Linked DNA regions of Homo sapiens: all the other regions are linked to region 3. Evidence: chromatin contacts called from ENCODE Hi-C or POLR2A ChIA-PET data. All regions are on one chromosome and are shown on one strand. The core of a region is the stretch at or near the end of the contact, and the rest is flanking DNA. Distances in the headings are between cores, read along the strand shown.

Evidence for each region. A loop is a pair of places that touch in the nucleus more often than their neighbours do. ChIA-PET counts read pairs that join two places held with the same protein, here RNA polymerase II (POLR2A). Pooled maps may share reads with other maps.
Region 1: a loop to region 3 is called in a pooled map, with 5 times the contacts of the local background. The contact joins the enhancer-like site here to the promoter of LAMC1 in region 3. A Hi-C loop is called at or near these places in 3 of 37 single-sample maps with no recorded cell type and 3 of 50 pooled maps.
Region 2: a pooled map shows a loop between it and region 3 (4-fold over the local background). The contact joins the enhancer-like site here to the promoter of LAMC1 in region 3. A Hi-C loop is called at or near these places in 6 of 37 single-sample maps with no recorded cell type and 6 of 50 pooled maps.
Region 4: a pooled map shows a loop between it and region 3 (19-fold over the local background). The contact joins the promoter of RGL1 here to the promoter of LAMC1 in region 3. A Hi-C loop is called at or near these places in 1 of 37 single-sample maps with no recorded cell type and 4 of 50 pooled maps. POLR2A ChIA-PET finds 5 or more read pairs at or near these places in 1 of 52 experiments (Panc1).

What each region holds. Positions count from the first base shown.
Region 1 is chr1:183,841,153-183,844,244 of GRCh38, reverse strand. The region is part of intron 2 of RGL1 (ral guanine nucleotide dissociation stimulator like 1); the gene reads right to left. Among named protein-coding and RNA genes, the nearest start is that of RGL1, 38 kb to the right of the region's middle. RefSeq lists an enhancer at 2,408-2,457. Within about 2 kb of position 1,508, at least 18 of the 41 ENCODE cell types and tissues checked have a DNase peak (open chromatin) inside an H3K27ac peak, as active enhancers do.
Region 2 is chr1:182,425,103-182,428,037 of GRCh38, reverse strand. No RefSeq gene overlaps it. Among named protein-coding and RNA genes, the nearest start is that of LINC00272, 19 kb to the right of the region's middle. Within about 2 kb of position 1,502, at least 2 of the 41 ENCODE cell types and tissues checked have a DNase peak (open chromatin) inside an H3K27ac peak, as active enhancers do.
Region 3 is chr1:183,022,028-183,025,260 of GRCh38, reverse strand. LAMC1 (laminin subunit gamma 1) reads right to left here and starts at 1,841. Exons shown (of 28, transcript NM_002293.4): 1 at 1,127-1,841. The coding sequence starts at 1,544. RefSeq lists enhancers at 925-1,478, 2,034-2,588, 2,589-3,144 and silencers at 1,433-1,572, 1,593-1,662, 1,713-2,102, 2,133-2,522.
Region 4 is chr1:183,803,785-183,806,636 of GRCh38, reverse strand. RGL1 (ral guanine nucleotide dissociation stimulator like 1) reads right to left here and starts at 1,517. Exons shown (of 18, transcript NM_001297671.3): 1 at 1,313-1,517; 2 at 152-262. The coding sequence starts at 1,339.

The sequences.
Region 1 (3,092 bases), core at 259-2,758, 820 kb before region 3:
TATTAATACAAAAATGTCAGGATGTTTTGTGTTTTGTACCTTGTCACTTCAAAAGACCTGGCCAAAATAATTGTCAGCCTGCATGATATTCAAAAGTAGCAGTTAGAAAATATACTTCAGGATGGGAGCGGTGGCTCACGCCTGTAATCCCAGCACTTCGGGAGGCCAAGGGGGGTGGATCACCTGAGGTCAGGAGTTCAAGAACAGCCTGGCCAACATAGTAAAACCCCATCTCTACTAAAAATACAAAATCAGCCACGTGTAATGTGCGTGCCTGTAGTCTCAGCTACTCAGGAAGCTGAGGCAGGAGAATCACTTGAACCCAGGAAGCGGAGGTTGCAGTGGGCTGGAGATTGTGCCACTGCACTCCAGCCTGGGCAACAGAGCGAGACTCCATCTCAAAAGCAAACAAACAAAAAAAAACATGAAAATATACTTCAATGTTAAATATTAACAACAATAAAAGGAATGGCTTCTCAGTGGTTAGGGATAGTCAAACTCTGATTTAAATCAAGCTTCCTCGCCTTGTGATAATAACAGTGTTCCCTTACCAAACAATGTTGAAATTTGACGATTCTTATTTTACTTACAATGGAAACTCTACTTTAATTCTAAATCCTTCTTATCAAAAGTGATGATTATTTAAAAGAACTATTTTTTCACCGAGTATTGACGTGTCCCAAAATTCAAACACAGAGAAAAATGCTTGTCAAAGGACCTGATGAAGTGGGTCCCATTTCCTGCCAGAAAGCAGAGATTTGGCAGAAAGCCAGGGTTCTCCCTTGGGAATGGAATTATGTTTCTCATTAACCCAGCCCCTCTCTTTCAGTACTTTCTTACTCGGAAAAAATTTCAATATGCATACATGATTCCTGTAAGTCCCTTTAACAGTATTTGTTCCTCAGGGTTTGCATCTGTGCATTAGGAAGAACCACATATGACCTAACAGAAGACTAATAAAATATTTTGAAAATTTAGATTTAAAAAATAATTTTCAAAGTGAACATCAATGACAATATCATAAAATAAGTATAGAATTGCTCTTGTGCCTACAATCATTCTCACACAAAATAACAATGCATGTTAAGTTATCAGAGAATTTGCTTAATGTCATTTTCTGTAGAACTGCTAAATATCCTAATACCTGCTTATTATGGCAGGGGAAAGATCTGATGACTTCTAATTTGCCAACATTCAAATAGAGTACATTTCTTATGAAACAAAAACTTAAAATGATCTGCTTACCACTGAAATTATTTTGAAATGAAACTGTACAGAGGGGAAACACAAAAAATACTCTGCCATATGGCCCGACAAGAGAAGCTAAAATGTTAAAAGTTTCATTTTTGCAAGAAAAGATTCCTATAGGTCTGTAAGTGTTTTAAGAGACTTTAGGACCTGTTTTTGCTTATATTATCTTAGTAACTTTGAATTATTAAGTTGAAGACGAAAGGGGTGGAACCCTTGTCAGACAAGTGCTTAATAACCCAGACTTAGAAAGCAAGACACGGAGGCCTGAGCCTGTCCTGTGGGTTAGCACGCTAACAGGAAACAGCTCAATCTGGATTTAATCATAGACCGTCGCTTTACTGACAAGATCACGGTACTGTGACCACAAAAATGTTTCATGTTTGTTTTTTTGGTTGATCTTTGTGCCTTTAGAATCCAGCTTTTTCTAAGAGAACATGTCTGAGTCCTATGGGGTAAATATCTAAAACTGTGCCCAAGTGTCCTACCAGGTAATTTCCATAATTATCGATTTTGGCATGAGACGGAGAGGAAAAAGGGCATGTGAGAGATGAAAGATGCCATATTTCAATTCCGTTTCCAGTCATGGAAAAATAAACTCTTTCACCTTCTAAAACATAAACTGTTAACCAGTTGGGTGTTTCTAATTTGAAAAAAAAAAAAAGTCCCTTCAATCAAAATAATAATTCAGTCATCTGATAGTTTAACAGGGAACGTGTTAAGCAAACAACCTCATTAGGATGGAGACAGTATGGAGTCCTCCACACCATGATCACTCTTCAGTATATCAGTTCTCAGGCATCTTGGCCTGAGCAGCAAAGTAAATAGTGAGTACTATTCCAGCTGTTAACTCCCTCCAAAAATCTAAAACCCACACCCAATCCCTACATTCATCCCCAAACACCAAAAGTAAGTTTTATGCTTCCTTTTCATATGCCCTACAACCACTATCCAGCAACAACAAACCACCACAATACAGGCTGAGGATCTTTTATCTCAAATTCTTGGGACTGAAAGTGGTTTGGATTTCAGAATTTTTCAGATTTTGAAATATTCCCACTATACTTACCATTCAAGTATCCCCATTCTGAAAATCCAAACTGCAAAACACTGCAATAAGCATGGATGTTGGAGCACTTTGAATTTCGGTTTTAAGATTAAGGATACTCCACCTGTATAGGAAAACCCACAAGCTGACTCACAAATAAGCTCTGCTCATCTCTCCATATTACTCAACTGCATAAATTTCTTTGCCATGCAACAAAATTTGCATCATTCTCTCAGCAGAAATCATGTATGTAATGACACCCAGCAGAACATGACAAGGCCAATACACCTGAGTACTACAGTGACTATTTACACACAGGACACTCAGAGATGTTAAGGTAAAGTCTAGAAAATACTTTAGGGCCCATGATGTCAAGCTCAACATGAGGTTCTGCCTTGTGTGAACTTTTATTAGGTTGGTGCAAAGGTGATTATGGCTTTTGCCATTAAAAATAGTGGCAAACTTAACAAAACTTAAACCAAAACTTGTCACAATCACCTTTGTGCTAACCTAATATTGGGTGGGAAGTCACTTTTTTGCTAGGTTAGGGTTGACAGATAAATTACAGGATGCCCAGTGAAATTTTAATTTCAGAGAAATAATGAATAATTACATACTATGTGGTATAAGTATGTCCCATTCCATGTTTGGGATCTATGCATACTAAAAAAACCTATTTGTTATTTATCTGAATTTGAAATGTAATTGTGTATCCTGTATTTTTATGCTACTAGCACATACACAATGGCTGTCTTTTCCATTTATTCATCTACTTATTCAGCTACATATTAACTAA
Region 2 (2,935 bases), core at 253-2,752, 600 kb after region 3:
CCTTGGAGTAGGTATTAGAGAAAAGTCTGTTTTCTAGAGAAAGTAAGGGCATTTGAGTTGGGGCAGTTCTCACATCCAGGTGGGTGCTTTGTTTCTTCTTGGGGCATGGTTCAGCCAAGCCATTGTAAGCATGTAGTGGGGAGCGGGTGTTCTACAATATGGAAAGAGCTGCTCCTGGAGGCTAAGGTTCCTCCCACAGGAGGGTCCTTAGTGTGACTCTCTCTCCTCCTCTCCATTCTCATCAGGAACCTTTAATACTCAGGAAAAATCAGAGAACATTGCTGGACTGGAATGGAGTCCTGGGCCACCTGAAAAGGATTTCCATTTCTCCTGTCCTTGGAAGGAGAGACATAAGAGAGCCAAGTACAGAAAATCCAAACTACTTAAGTCAAGGTTAGAGCACGACAAATCACCCATTAAACCCTTTTCAGTGTAAGGTTTAGCCTGCTAAACCCTTTTCAGATTATAAGTAAGAGTACCTGCCCACTCTCATTAGCATTATTTCCACCATGGACTCACACCCATAAAAGACAGCCCAGTTTCTCAGGTGAGGGAAACAGATGAGGGTCTGCTACTTTAAGGCCTCTGAGAACATGAAGTCCCTCCTAGGTGGTCTTACCAGTCCCCCTGCATCAACAAGATTTGGTACTGTGGTGCTTTAGCCAAGTATTAATAGTTACCCAGCCCAAGATGTTCCAGAACAGCCTTGTGCCACACCACATTGAAAATCAGGCCTGGGCCCTGAATATGCCACTGCGAGAGGAAACTTGCTTGAGTTTCCCATCAAGAGAAGTGAGAACTTTCATATTACCCAGAGCAACAATTTGCAGTTATTGGGGTCATTCTGAAAGTTGACTCAGGTGCATCAAAATAACTCTCATCATTTGAATGGTCATAAGAATCAACAGCTTGGCTATGAGAACATCAGGCAAGAGAGTACATAGTTATTTTTCCTGATTTTCTGCCTATGCAGATGTAAAAATTATACATAAACATTTTCACACTCTCTGAGCGGAAGTAATGTTACTCACTTTTTTTTTTTTTGAGGTGGAGTCTCACTCTGTCACCAAGGCTGGAATGCAGTGGCACAATCTTGGCTCACTGTAACCTCTGCCTCTCGAGTTCAAGTGATTCTCATGCCTCAGCCTCCTGAGTAACTGGGATTACAGGTGTGTGCCACCATGCCTGGCTAATTTTTTGTATTTTTGGTGGAGATGGGGTTTCACCATGTTGGCCAAGCTCAGCCACCCAAAGTGCTGAGATTACAGGCGTGAGCCATGGTGTCTGGCCATGTCACTCATTTCTGAAGTGAAAAAACTGGCTTTAGCCCCCAAGACTGTCAGGAAATGGACCCTTCATCATCCACCTCGATTTCCCCTTTTCTCTAAGAATCCCACGGCTAATACAGTCTCAAAATCTGTTGAATAGCCAACCATTCTCAGAAAAGGGAGAGGCATGAATAGTGTTCTTGACGTTGCTATGGTAACAAGTCCCCACCCTTCTTACCCTCCACCTCTCACCCTCATCTACCATGGGGAACTGACTTCATAGCTCCCTAGTGCTGTAGCCCACTGAAATAAAGGGGCTGCCACAGCTTGGTTCCTGCTCAAGCCAGCAGGGGCTTTTTTAGGAGGACAGCTCTCTGAGCGACCACATTCACCCTGAGCCACCTCCAACACCAGTGCTCCTTTCATGGGCCTCAGAGCCTTCTGACCCACTGGATCCCATCAGCTCTTGCTGTTTCCTCTGAGGTCTTGCTCAGAATGAGTGATTGCATCTACTGCCAGCCAAACCCACAGTCTTGTGCCCTTCCCAGTCTCTGGGATTTCTTGCAGGGTGGACTGTTGCTTGCTTTTTAATCTCCTAAAACCCAAAAGGTCCATCCTGACCCTTCTTCAATAGTTTGAGTACTGTACCACCAGAAGGGGCTTGCATTTTAGGGAAAAAACAAAAAACAAAGCAAAACAAAAAAACTGTCTTCTCTCCTGGGTGACTAGAAGGATCCAGACTTCAGGAACACAAAGGCTTATTTGCCACCCTTTTGGTAGACCCAGGACAAGAACTTTCATCCCTTCTTTCTTTTTCTTTTTCAGTTTTCCAGTTTTTCTAAATTAATTTTTTAGCCAGGCACAGTAGCTCATGCCTGTAATCCCAGCACTTTGGGGTGGTCAAGGCAGGCGGATCACCTGAGGTCAGGAGTTCAAGACCAGCCTGGCCAACATGGTAAAAACCTATCTCTACTAAAAATACAAAAATTAGCCAGGCGTGGTGGCAGGCACCTGTAACCCCAGCTACGCGGGAGGCTGAGGCAGGAGAATCGCTTGAACCTGGGAGGCGGAAGTTGCAGTGAGGCAAGATAGTGGCACTGCACTCCAGCCTAGGTGACTGAGGGAGACTCTGTCTCAAAAAGGAAAAAAATAATAATTTTTAAAAAGTATCATACATAGGCCAGGTGTGATTGCTCACACCTTTACTCCCAGCACTTTGGGAAGCCAAGATAGGAGGATGGCTTCAGCCCAGGAGTTCAAGACTAGCCTGGGCAACATGACAAGACCCCATCTCTACAAAAAATAAAAAATTAGCTGGGTGTGGTGGTGCATGCCTGTAGTCCCACCAACTTAGGTGGGAGCATCACTTGAGTCTGGGAAGTCACAGCTGCAGTGAGCTGTGATTGTTCCACTGCACTCTAGCCTGGCTGATAGCACAAGACCCTGTCTCAAAAAAAATTTCATATATAATATACTGTGCCACTTATACTTTGATGGCATAATAGCCATTTCTGCTCAATATTTATTTATTTTTGAAATATCTTGTTGATTTAAAGTTGTGTTTTTGTTGATTTACTTTATTATACCAGAAAATGAGGTATGATGACTTTGAGATTTGAAGCTTTTGCTAGTCCTCTGAGCTTAGTAATCGTTATGCACACGAATCA
Region 3 (3,233 bases), core at 592-3,091:
CAAAAGAACCATTTGCCTACAACATGTTCCTTTCCAACACCCCTAAGTGATATTAGCCTTACAAAATTACCCTCCCTTGACAGAAGAATGGCTTGAGGCAGTCTGTTCTCTCTGGAAGTTCATTAGTACCAGCTACTGGTAATAATCAAGCCTTCCAAGGCAATGGGGAGTGAAGTGTTAAGTCAAACGTGTTTCTCACACATAGATTCCTCTGTTAAACACAATAATGAAACTTTCTGCCTATTTACGTATCTCAATGATGAAGAAAACCTTAGCTAGACCGAACATTATTTTTGGTGCTTCCAGATACATATGTCCATCCTCAATCCACTGCCCTGCCATGAAGTTTTCTACACATCCCTTTCCTGATTTCTGAAACATCACTTACACGTGTTTCTACAGTTGCTTTGAATGAAAGCAAAAGGGAAGACAGTAAAGGAGAGCCTTTTTACCCAGGGACAAGGCTATGCCCAGCAATTACAGTGAGTGCACTTCCTTTTGTTCATTCTGCACCAGGATTAGCAGTCAAATCGCTTTGTGGTTCTTAATTAAGGCTGAGCAGCTATAAAGAACAATAACTTCAAAAGTGAATTTATGTTTTAATTACACATAGGCAATATAGGCAGCGAAGGCATTTGCTCCCCTCAAATTCCCCCTTAACTCAACAGAGCAATCACCCTCAGCCCTGGAAGGACATCTAAACATTTTAAAGGCGAAAGTGTTTAAGGCGGACCTTCTTGTTTCCGATCCAAGAATGCGCTGTGATGACCTTGCTAGCAAAGAGAAAAGTGGGGATGGGAGTTTCTGATTAACGCTTCAGAAAAAAAAGGGGGAAATCACAATCCTAACAGCCGAAATGCAGAATAATCAGAGAGCCAGAATCCCGTTAAGTCAGAAAGAACAGGAAAGCAGAGAGACTCGTGCGGAACATCCTGGCCCTCACGGGATGTTAAAAGCAGTATCTATTTAAGAAGTTGGAGAAAGGAGTTTCTGTGTGGCCCATGCCGGGGAACAGAGAGCAAACACGCGGCCGTCTGCGCCCGTGAGGCCGGCCACTGGGACGGAGCCGGTCCGGGAGCTGGGCTGCTGGCGAGCAGTAGCAGGGGACGGGGCTGTCACCGCTTACCCAGGTGCAGCGTGAGGTTGATGGAGCTGGGGTACTGCACCCCGGCCAGCATGGTCTGGCTTTGCCACCAGGTGGTGTCGGCCTGGTTGTTGTAGTCGGTCAGGAAGGCTGCCCCGTGCTGCAGGTGGGGCTGCCCGGCGTCGCACAGGTGACAGGACTTGGTGACCCCGGTCACCCCGGTCTGCACACAGTATTCCTCGGGCGGAGTCCCACACGTGTTGGTGGCCACCACAGTCACGTTGAAGGCGGCGTTGACGAACTCGGGCATGCAGCGCTGCGGCCGCCCGCCCTCGTCCGTGCACTCGTCCATGGCTGCCTGGGCACAGCCCGCCGCGGCGGCCGCCGCCAGCACGGCCAGCACGGGCCAGAGCCGCCCCCGGGGCCGCAGGGCCGGCGCGGCCCGATGGCTCCCTCTCATCCCGCCGCCCGCACGCTGGGTCACGGCGAAGGCAAGGGCACCGGCGCGTTCCTCTCGCCTAGCGGCGTCCCCCGGAGGCCGCTTCGCTGCTTGAGCCTGGGGGCCCAGGGGCCTGACTCCGGCGCGGGCGGTGGCGGCGGCTCGCGCCGGAGAGACTGACGGGTGGGCGCCCCTAGCGAGGACCGCGCTGCTCGCCGACCACTGCCCCCGCGCGCCGCCTCCGCGCTTCCCTCACCTACCCCGGGAGCAGCCTGCACTCCGCGCCGACCCCCGACTTCCGAGCGCGTGCCCGAGTGCGCGCCCCCGGGGAGGAAGGAGCAGGGGGTGGGGTCGGCAGGGTGGGGTGGGGTCTGGGCGAGGAGAAAGCCCAACCCTGTCTCCTCTCAGCAACTCCCGCGGCCCCTGGGGCAACTCCCCGGCCCACCGCGCCCCATGGACTGCGCGTCCGCCCCGGCGACTCCAGGAGGCGGCGGGGGCGGGAGCAGCGGCGTCTCGCGCTCGGGCCCGCGGCGCGCGACCCGGGGGGAGGGGCGCGCGAGGTGGGCGGGGAGCCGGGGGAGGGGGTTGGGGGAGGGGAGGGGAGAGGAGGGGAGAGGAGGGGAGGGGAGAGGAGAGGAGGGGAGGGGAGGGCGGCTGGGTGGTGCATGCCGGGAGGGAAGGGCGGCCTCGCAGACCCGCTCCCCGCGCGGGAGTCGCTGGGGTCCTTGGGCTCCGCGGCCTGGGAGACTCCGGATTGCGGGAGGAGTCGGGGGAGGGCGCCTTAGAGGGGCGATGCCGGGTCAGGAGGTCGCTCGGGGTCGTCCCTGGGGCCTCGCGCCAATTTGGGCTGCGGCAAGAGGGTCCCCGCCCGGCCAGGTGTGGGTCCGAACCGGGAGCGCCCGCTGCTGCCCGGGGCCCCGCTCCAGCCCCTCCCGAACAGAGGTCCCGGGGCGTTCATGGGGCCGACACGGTCCCTGGAGAATCAGAAGGGCCTGGTCGCAGCAGCCAGATGAGTTTCGTGAAGCGATTTCCTGCCGCTGATTTAAAGTGTAACCAGTCGTTTTACCGGGGCAAGGAAGGAAGTGAAAAGGCTGGGAATGGAATGAATTTTTCCCTTGGGTACGCACGACCCACTGCGAAATTCTTCCACTGTGTTGTTTGTGTTCCTCGGCTTGCCTTTAAAAGACTCGAAATTATGTGGATTCTGACATCCTCCTTTTCGGGCCTGCTGAGTCACGGAATATTCTCAGTGCCAGAATGACTCAGTTCACAGAACCTGAGCCAGAAGATCATGAGTTTTAGTCCCGGAGCAGAACCTGGGCGCTTACCCAGTGCTGGATACGGCAAGCAGAGACCAGGGCAGGGAGGCAGCAGCTTGAAACCCTTGGCGTCCCCAAGCAGAGAGGATGCACATAGTGAATGACACGGATTTGTTTTGTTCTAGCTTTTCAGGAATTTAATGATAAAGTGCGGATAATAAGTACACCGCAAAAACAAAACAAAAAAACACATGCATAATTTCGGACCCAGTTGTCCCATTAAGATAGGCGTAATGGGAATCTGAAACAAGGAAATAAGTATATGTTAGGTGACTCTGGATAGTTAGGGTTAGTTAGACGCAGACTGCTGATTAGGAAAACCTTAAGGATAATGTTCTGGTAGGATGAAGAAGGGAGGGGAATCTAGGGTCTTGTTACACGGCTGAGCTTA
Region 4 (2,852 bases), core at 268-2,767, 780 kb before region 3:
CAGCTAGTGCAAACACTTGGTCATTAGCATTTTCCTTTTTAAAGCGAAAAGAGGAAAAAAAAAAAAGCCTGCCTCTGTTAAATAATAATGATATTCACAGAACGACAGACACTGAAATTCCAAAGTTCACCATCTCGCCAGCTTTACTCACCCCTAGCCATCTTGCTCCTTTATTGGCAGCCTGTTGAATCTGGACTCTTTTGAGGGTGACATGGTAAACAGCTCCTTCCTCTACCTCTTCACCCCAGTCCTGAATCGAGCTCTGCCAGGGACGGGATAAAGAGAAAGAAAAAGAGTATTTTTTTCCTCTCTGCTAACCACAATCTATCCCAGCTGCCTTGCTGCTTACAACAGCACTCAGGGCACAAGATGGGCTGTTCAAAATAAATATTACAATCCGCAATACAAGACACATTTTGATAGAGGGAATGCTGAGATTTTCTTGGCTTGCAGTCCCTTCCTGTGGTATCAGGATCCCCTGACTTTTCCATTTAGTTATTTCTCCTAGACTTGCTCACATATCTTAAATAGTTTTGTTTTGAAGTCTTTCTTTTTCTTTACAAAGAAACTAGATTAGTCCTGATTAACTTGTCCCCCTTAAGTGAAAGGAAAAATAATTCTTTGTAAAAAAAAAAAAAAAAAAAAAAAAAAAAAAAAAAAAAAAAGAAAAGAAAAGAAAAAGAAAAAGAAAAAAAGAAAAGAATAAGTCTGTACTTTTTAGAGTGGCTCGGTCATTGAAGAAACCAGATTTTAAACTCAGACACAAACAAGTGTTTAAAACGCCAAGAGTCCTCACTCCTTTGGAAGTGAAGTGGTTTGCTTGTCTTTTCTCCTCATTGTTTTGGAGCCCACAAAGTTAGCGGGGGTGGAAAGTTTTTATTTCCGTAAAATAATCTGGCAAGTGCAGAAAAAGCAACACATCATCAGGCAGCTTCTACTAAAATCTGTGCAGCGACCCCCTGGATTTCCATGTCCCCAGCTAAACCTGAGGTTTGTGTTAAAGAGCCGCTGGGACGCAGAAGCGCTCCGCGGTTCACCCACACTAACAGTTCTTTTTCCTTCAAAGTTCTCCCCTCCTGACATGCATCTGCCCCAGACACACCACAGGCAATTGCTGAGAAAGTAGGTACGGTTGAAAGGGAGAAGACACGCAGAGAGAGAGGAATACAAAGCGGAGTGAGAGAGCTTTAGCTCACAAGTATGGAATCGGATTGCTCCGTTCACTCCGAGGGAGTCCAAAACACGCCCAGCGAAAGCGGGAGAAGATTCCCCACCAGAGAAGCCTCGGGAGAAGGCAGAGAGCTCTCGTTACCATTTTAGCTTGCCAAAGCAATTTCATTCTCAGTTTTCTCTCCGGTGCGCGAACGCTGCATGATGCGCCCTGCTCGGAGGCCAACGCAATGTCTGCTGGGCTCAGCCCCGCGGCGCCTCGCCCCGGTCCCGGTCCCGAGCGACCGCAGCGCACAGACACGCGCCGCGCTGCCCCCGCCGCCGCCGGTGCGCGCGACTCGGGCCACAAAGGGAGCGCGGCGAGCGAGCGAGCAAGCGAGGAGCAGACTCCTCCCCACGCCACTCCGTGATGTAAGGCTTTCCTGTTTGTGCTTGTGAGCACACTCTCCCTTTCTTCAGTCCCATGGATAAAGTCAGCATGAAAGCGTTTCTCCAGTTCTGAAGGTGATTGGGAAACAACACTTTCAAGTTTATCAGGTTTTCCTGACGGTCACCAGGTGCCAAAATAGAACTGAGTGTGGGATGGAGGATTTGTGTGTGTCTTCTTCCTTCGCTAAAACAATGGAAGGAGAAAGTCCAAAAAACTTCCATTATCTGCCTATTATCTATTTTGATTTTAGAATAATTAAGTCAGAATGACCCCAGTGAGAGCCGCAATACTAGACGCCAGGAAGTTTTTCATTAGGACAGAGGATAAGGTCAGAGGACACCCGGGTATTCCAAAACCATGCCCAGGGGCTATACCCTCTCCTGCATCAGCACACTGCCAACAGGAAATCGCGCTGGGCTTTTCACCACCCCAATTACCCAGTAACTGGCCATTGGGGGTGGGAAGGGAACAAAGCAGGGTAAGGTTTTGCTAGGACTGACAGTGTCCTGGAGGTTCTGTGAGTCTTTGTGAGTAGCCACCATGGGTTGAGTTGCCTGTACTGTAGGGACACAGTAGGATCATAGCCACAGGGAAAAGTTCTTCATCAGATGACTACCAGCAGGAGTTTTATCATAATGGAAAGATCTGCTATAGGGATAAAAGATTATTACATTTTTTTAGATCCAGTTTTAACAAGTCAACAGCAAGAGATACCAGATAATGCAGTCAAACTTGACACCTGCCAGAATTCCATGCAAATTGCAAATACCTTTAGGGCTCATGTCTTTCATACTATTCACCCTAAATGAATTTAATCACCTTCAAATAAAAAAAAAAATAGGTCTCCCACTAATTGCCATACTATGACATAAGCCTGGGTTTTGGTTAATGGTAAATATATCATGAGCTGACAATTTAGCAAATCAAGTGTACTGATGTTCCCAGGAGAGCAGAATAAATGACAGCAAGGGCACATTAAGCAAAAACAAAAGGATCTGTGGACACTTGAGAACATCTACAAGTCATTCAGCCAGGTTATCCCCATACAACCAGAACCTAAGGGCACCATCACTGTATAGAGAGGAGATGCCCTTTTAGCAAGCTGAAGTGGTTGTTCTATAATTTAAAAAACAAACGAACGAAAAACACATAGACTAAATCCTTCTATGATGATCAGGGCAGAATGTTGCTGGGAACCAGAGGAAAATCATGTGAAGGCCCTACCTCCCTGCTTGTTAAGCCATCCTCAGGA